3 separate regions of the Homo sapiens genome follow, and all the other regions are linked to region 1. A link is an interaction called in ENCODE POLR2A ChIA-PET data of the cell type or tissue named here. Cell type or tissue: MCF 10A. All regions are shown on one strand.

Region 1 (2,500 bases):
TGCCAGTGTTATCACTCAAGTTCCCTACTATGAAAAAACCGACCCTGGTGATGAGTTGACACCATGAAACAGAGACTCCAACAAGGAGTAACCTGCAGCACCTCTCTTCCCACTCCTAAGGGATCAGCTATCCCAAAGCATTTGGTCCTCTCCTTTCAGTTTAATCTGAAATTAGCCTAGTCCATTCCTAGGGCATAGATATGAGGTCTCCTATTTTAGGAACTAGGTCTTGCTCTGAAGGTCCAAATTTCTTGAGGTCAAAAGTAATTAAATTTGGAAAACTTTCCATTATGGTGAGCGAAAATCTCCAATACAATTAATTCAGAGTTTTAATAGGGCTTTTTATGATTTTAATAATGCTATCCATATTTGTAAGCAAATTAGAGCTTCAAAAGACCATTTCATCTCTTTCTATATTATATATGTGCACATACACACAAACACACACACACATAAACATGTGCAGTTATTTATTAGTCAAAGATTTATTGAGCAACTTTCATACTCAAGTTAGGTTGTTAGGCAAATGGGATACGAAGATGACTAAAATATCATCTCTGTCCTGGAAAAGGTCATTACTAGAGGAGACAAATATATAAACAAATAACATCGTAACAATAGCAGTTGTACTAGCTAACTCTTGCTGTGTGCTTCCTGTTTGCTAGACACTTTGTCAAGTGCTTTACATGGATATTTTATTTAATAGTGTGCAATAATACTACAGGTAGGTACTATTATAGATAAACAGAGGTTTTAAAGATGTTGGGTGCCTTGTCCAAGCCTATGAATGGGCAAAAGCTTCAAACCTAAGTCTGTCTAACCTGTAAAGCAAACTTTGAACTAGCACATTTTCTTGCATCCAAAATTCTGGAGGAGCAAAGAAACAGGAAGAATGCCATGGGGTATGCAGCAAGGAAGGTGGTTCTTACTCCACAGCTAGTCTTGGACTTACTAGAGAAAAGGGACACTGATTGAGTCCCTAGAACCTAAAGCCTAGGGAATAAAAGGAGGCAAGGAGCAGGGGTCCTTCCAAAGTCAGAGCTGCATTGCTGGGAACTGCTTTATCAATTGGCCCAGGCAGCCCAACCCTCGGTACAAGAGGCATAGGAGGACTCCCTTGCCTCTCTTTGTACCTCTCAGTTAGGTTTACCAATAGCTCAGACATTGTTGATCTGTGTTGTCATTCCCATTTATCACTACAGTGTGAGTCATTGTTTTCCCATACTGCTTCTTTGAAGAAGCAATAGATGTGATCCACACCCATTTTACACTGGTCAGCAGCACTGGAATTGAGGAACAACCAAGGACAGTTACACAACAAAATTTTTGGTAACACAGGCCTAATATCTGCCTCATAAAACTTTTCTATTTTTTTTTTTTTTTTTTGAGACAGGGTCTCACTCTGTTACCCAGGCTGGAGTGCAGTGGTGCAATCTTAGCTCACAGTAACCTCTGCCTCTGGGGTTCTATTTATCCTCCCACCTCAGCTTCCCAAGTAGCTAGGTCTACAGGTATGCACCACCATGCCCAGCTAATTTTTGTATATATTTTTGGTAGAGGTAGGATGTCACCATGTTGCCCAGGCTGGTCTTGAACTCCTGGGATCAAGCAATCTGCCCACCTTGGCCTCTCAAAGTGTTGAGATTACAAGCATGAGCTACCGTGCCCAGCCTATAAAACTTCTCTTAGAAAAAAAAAAGTTATCAGGTATCTTGAGCTCTTTCAAAAAGGCAAAACAAATTCTTAGTAACATTTATGTACTTCTCATACTTTTTGCTATGGGAAAAGATACTTTTTGCTACGGGAAGACTTTTTAATTGACACATAACAATTGTACATATTTATGGGGTACAAGTGATGTTGTGATATATGTATACAATGTATAATTATAAAATCAGGATAATTGGCATGCCCATCTCCTCAGACACTTATCTCTTTGTCTTCAGAACATTCAAAATTCTTTTATCTATTTTGAAATGTATAATAAATTATTGTTAACTATGTGTTATAGAACACTATTGTGTTCTATAGACACTAGAACTTATTCTTTCTATCTAAGTATAATTTTGTACTTTTTAATCAACCTCTCCCTATTCCTCCTCCCCTTTACCTTTCCCAGCCTCTGTAATCACTATTCTACTCTCGACTATGAGATCAACTTTTTTAGCTCCCAAATCTCAGATAACATGTGGTATTTGTCTTTCTGTGCCTGGCTTATTTCACTTAACATAATGTCCTCCAGGTTCATCCATGTTGCTGCAAATGACAGGATTTTATTCTTTTTTATGGCTGAATAATACTCCTTTCTGTGTATTTACCACATTTTCTTTATCCATTCATTCACTGATGGACACTTAGATTCCATATCTTTGCTACTGTGAATAGTGCTGCAATAAATATGAGAATGTGGATATCACTTCAACACACTGATTTCCTTTCATTGGGATATATACTCAGTACTGGGATTGCTAGATCATATGGTAACCCTATTTTTAGTTTT
Region 2 (2,500 bases), 230 kb before region 1:
CTTCCTCTCTTCCTACTTGAATACCCTTTATTTCTTTCCCTTGGCTGATTGCCCCGGCCAGAACTTCCAATACTATGTTGACTAGGAGTGGTGAGAGAGGGCATCCTTTTCTTGTGCCAGTTTTCAAAGGGAATGCTTCCAGTTTTTGCCCATTCAGTATGATACTGGCTGCGGGTTTGTCATAAACAGCTCTTATTTTGAGATATGTTCTATCAATACCTAGTTTATTGAGAGTTTTTACCATGAAGGGGTGTTGAATTTTATTGAAGGCCTTTTCTGCATCTATTGGGATAATCATGTGGCTTTTGTCATTGGTTCTGTTTATGTGATGGATTACGTTTATTGATGTGCATATGTTGAGCCAGCCTTGCATCCCAGGGATGAAGCTGACTTGATTGTGGTGGATACGCTTTTTGGTGTGCTGCTGGATTCATGTCCTTTGCAAGGACACGGATGAAGCTGGAAACCATCGTTCTCAGCAAACTAAAACAAGAACAGAAAACTAAACACCGCATGTTCTCACTTATAAGTGGGAGCTGAACAATGAGAATACATGGACACAGGGAGGGGAACATCACACACCGGGGCCTGTCGGGGGCTGGGGGCTAGGGGAGGGATAGCATTAGAGAAATACCTAATGTAGATGACATAGGTATTAGGGTAGATGGGTGCAGCAAATCACCATGGCACGTGTATACCTATGTATACCTATGTAACCTGCACATTCTGCACATGTACCCCAGAACTTAAAGTATAATTTAAAAAAAGGTAGTAAGATGATAGATTTAAACCCAAATATATTTGTAATTACATGAAATGTCAGCAAAGTAAGTACTCTAATTAAAAGCTAAAGATCGCCAGATTGGAAAAAAAAAAAATATGCTACTTTCAAGAGATTTTCCTTATATAGAAGAATATAGAAAAGTAAAAGAATGGAAAATGTATAACATGCAACCAATATGAAACAAAATAGAATTTAAGGCAAGGAATATTATTCAAGATAAAAAGGGAAGGCTGGGTGAAGTGGCTCACACCTATAGTCACAGCACTTTGGGAGGCCAAGGCAGAAGGATTGCTTGAGTCCAGGAGTTTGAGGCAAGCCTGGGCAACACAGTGGGACCCCATATCTAAAAATAAAAAATAAAAATAAATTTTAATGAAAAAATAGATTAATGGCAGAGCAGACTTGAGAGACAAATGGTTCTTGCAATAAGCGACAGCGGTATTAAGATGTATGTTCAGGATCTCATTGGATAGAGGATTAGGAAAATTTCTTTGTTTTAATGTTTCTTAGTAGACCTTTTTAGAAAGAAGGGCAGTGTGAAAATAATATCCTAAGAGCTCATAACGGCAAATGCCAAGGTTTGTGTGGTGTGTGTGTGCGCGCACGTGTGTGTGTGTATGCATGCCTGTGTAATATTATGAGATAATACAAGGGAGAAGGGTGATTCATGGAAAGAGTGGACGAAGGTTTCGAAAGCTACCGAGTGAGAAAAGGTCTGATGAGTATTTATTTAGGAATTATGATGTCACTGGTGACCTTAGCAGGAATAGAATCTGTAAAATGCTAGGGGCAAAACGGGGTTACAGGAAGGTGAAGAGTAGACAGAGACTTCCTTTTCCAACAGTATTGGCAGAGTAAATATCCTGAAAATCTATCCTGCTACAAAGCACCTAAAAGTAGTAGATACAAAATGAAAAACACATTTAAATGCATGCCTGTGTTGGAAAGAGTAAGGGAAACCATTGGAGTTATCAGAGGCTAAATGTTCTGGGAAGGACCAATTCAGAGAATTGTAAGCAGTGAAATCATCTATGAATTCCAGGGGCCTGGGGCTTCAGTTGTGACACAGATCAACTCAGGTCGGCACAATGGGAGAGTTAGATTCAAATTCTGGAACCCATAATGAATTACATCTTCAGTGAAACTGCAAATTAGGAAAAAAATAAAAATTAAAAACAACCTGCCCTGAATGAAGAAACAAATAAAACTGGTGAATTTTTTGAGCATCTTGTGAGAATTTATAAGTCGGAGCTAGTCCTCAAATGGCCCTAGGTTAGGGTCTGTGATGGTTAATTTTGTGTGTTAATTTGACTGGATTGAGGGATACTTAGATAGCTGGTAAAGCATTATTTCTGGGTGCATCTGTGAGGGTTTTCTGGAAGAAATCGGCATTTGAATCAGTGGACTGAGTAAGGAAAATCTGCCTTCAGTGTGGATGGGCACCATCCCATCAGCTGAGGACTAGAATAGAATGAAAATGCAAAGGAAAAGCAAATTTGTTCTCCTCCTTCAAGCTGAGATACCCTTCTTCTCCTGCTCTTGGACATTAGAACTCCAGGTTCTCCAGCCATTGGACTCAGGCACTTGCACCAGCAGTTCCTGGGTTCTCAGGCTTTTGACCTTGTGCTGAGAGTCATACCATCAGCTTTTCCGGTTCTCCGTCTTGCAGATGACCTTCTCAGATTTCATAATTGTGTAAGCCAATTCTCCTAATAA
Region 3 (2,500 bases), 540 kb before region 1:
TTTAAAAAATTATCTTTGATATAAAACATTGGTGTTGGTGTAATATTGACCATCATCTCTGCTTACCATTTATTTTATGTCCAGAAAAATAACGATCTTGTTTCAAAATGTACACAGTCAAGAGACTTAGAAAGTTAGTGGCCAACATGCTCAAAAATCTCTTGAGTTACAAAAATAAATTTTCTTTTCTATGAGGTCACCCACCTAAAGTGTAGGAACATAAGTGAGTCCTCAAAACCCAGCTTTACACAGGTTAGAAACTTGTCCTCTTAATTTAGTATTTTAAATTTAGTGATCCATGCAGTAGTGGACATGTTAATGTACATAAGGAAATTTTCATTTTATGTAATATCTGTGGTTTATCTATAGGAAATTTCTTTTTATATGAAAAAATCTTTCTTCAACAAAATGGATTTTGTAGTATTAATACACCTTGAGTCATTAGGTGTCTCCAGTTGATAAATATTATGTAATCTGATGGTCCTAAATGTATTGGATCAATTGTATGACAATCTGTTTGATTAATTGGCAATAAATATAGAAATGGCTCCAAAGCTGGTGATATTGTATCACTCTTTTGTTGTGGTATGAAGTATTGGCAGTATACAGCTAGAATGCTCACCTTGTCTTAATGTACATTCTTGAATCTACCATCTGAGTTATTTGGCCCATATTGTCAATTACATTGGCCGACAGTCTTTTATTTTTTAAGAGACAGAATCTCACTCTATCACCAGACTGTGCAGTGGTGCGATCATAGCTCACTGCAGCCACAACCTCGACCTCCTGATCTTAAGTGATTCTCCTGCCTCAGCCTCCCTAGTAGTATGCCACCGCGCCTGGCTAATTTTTTTAGAACATTTTTTGTAGGGACAGTTCTCTCTATGTTGCCCAGGCTGGTAGTGAACTCCTGGCCTCCAGGATCCACCTGCCTTAACCTCCCGAACCGCTAGGATTACAGGTATGAATCATGGTGTCCAGCTGCAACATTAACTCTGCTCCAACTGGACCTGAAGTGGAAAAAAATTGTTAACTTGCCTGTAGTATTTATTTTATACATATCTTCTACAGAAGAGATTTCAGAATTTATAGAAATATTTTAAAAAAATCATTTAGTGACAATAGAAATTTTAGTGTCATCTTCCTTATACATGCTTAAGCTCTTAAAATTTCATTCTCAAAGAGGAAATCTGGATGTAGATAATGAATATCATTAAAATGCGTATGTAGGAATTCTTGAAACTGACACTCGTTTCGGCAACTGGCAAACCTCCTCTACTGGAAACAGCCCTGGGCTAAGAGTCAGATGATTTGCACTCTGATTTACCAGCTAGAAACCTTGGATAAGAGACCTAACCTCCTTAGTCTTATATTCTCATTTGTTAAATGGATATGACCATATCTTCTTTAATTGATTTATGGGGTATGTTGTAAGCATTAAAATGATGAAGGAGGTAAAAGCTTTGTAGAACATGTATGCTATTTAGATACAGCCATTTTAACATGGCAATTTAGACTCAGTTGATCATTTTGATATTATTTAGCATAATTTTTAAAATAATGTATTGATTAGGAAAGATTTGGATAAATAGTTTAGAAAAACCCCACTAAATAATGATGGCAGAAACAATGTATTTTTCTCTCTGAAAAAATTCTCAGAGGTACCAATCCAGGGCTGGAATGGTGGCCCCATGATGCCGTCAGTGGACCAGGGGGCTGTCTCTCCTCTCCCTTGTCTTTGTATAGCTTCCATCCTTAACACTGCCTCAGTGAGTTCTAGCCACTTCATTTGTAGTCTCTGCAGGAGGAAGAAGGAGACGGAAAGGGTAAAAGGACTTCTTTCTCAGCTGTCATTCCACTGCAAAGCAAAGCATCTTCCTGGAAGACACACACAATGACTTCTGCTTGGCTACTCCAAGAGAGTCAAGAAAATGAGTCTTTAGCTGAGTTCATCAAGAGTTTACTGTGGTCTATAAAACAAATGATCAAACTTCTGCTTTTTCGTTACAAAAAAAAATAGTGAAAAGCAAATCTGTATCTCTTTCTTGAGACCCACTCTTCCCTATCCCTGAACCTCCCACGTCCCTACCCCTTCTCCCCAAGCTGAGAAATGGGACAGTAATGCTCAGATGGAATGAGAGATGGGCTAACGCTCAAAGATACCTCAGAAATGTGTACTTGGAAATAAAGAACATGTGTTTAATTTTTGACGTGGTCACTTTATTTGAAAATATTAAATTCTCATTTGTTAATTTTTTGGAAAATATTTATTGAACACCTACTCTGTGGTAAATATGACAGAAAATGTTTATACAGATGGTTATTTCAAAATGTAAGTGCATTAGAGATATTAAAATATGGCAAATTCAGAGCATAAATGAGGTGGGTACAGGGGCAGTATTTAGATGAGATGGTAGGAGGTAGAATTTAGACTGAAATCAAAAACCAGTTCTTTAAAAAATTGTGGTATTCCTACTATTAACACTGATGGCAAGCCTTA

The links. Peaks named below come from ENCODE experiments on the same cell type or tissue, not always from the same donor. Only the 100,000 strongest peaks of a DNase experiment are listed, where the experiment ranks them.
Region 2: POLR2A ChIA-PET joins it to region 1 with 5 read pairs; 2 of 35 experiments call an interaction of 5 or more read pairs at or near these places.
Region 3: POLR2A ChIA-PET joins it to region 1 with 5 read pairs; 1 of 35 experiments calls an interaction of 5 or more read pairs at or near these places.

Annotation. Positions count from the first base shown.
Region 1 is chr7:17,632,056-17,634,555 of GRCh38, forward strand. No RefSeq gene overlaps it. Among named protein-coding and RNA genes, the nearest start is that of LINC02889, 74 kb to the left of the region's middle. In MCF 10A, no CTCF peak of the experiment used is centred here; a DNase peak (open chromatin) is centred at 1,226.
Region 2 is chr7:17,404,502-17,407,001 of GRCh38, forward strand. The region is part of intron 1 of LINC02888 (long intergenic non-protein coding RNA 2888); the gene reads left to right. Among named protein-coding and RNA genes, the nearest start is that of LINC02888, 31 kb to the left of the region's middle. RefSeq lists an enhancer at 914-2,113. In MCF 10A, no CTCF peak of the experiment used is centred here; DNase peaks (open chromatin) are centred at 1,480 and 2,410.
Region 3 is chr7:17,091,722-17,094,221 of GRCh38, forward strand. All of the region lies in intron 1 of LOC124901596 (a long non-coding RNA gene), which reads right to left. Among named protein-coding and RNA genes, the nearest start is that of AHR, 210 kb to the right of the region's middle. In MCF 10A, no CTCF peak of the experiment used is centred here; no DNase peak of the experiment used is centred here.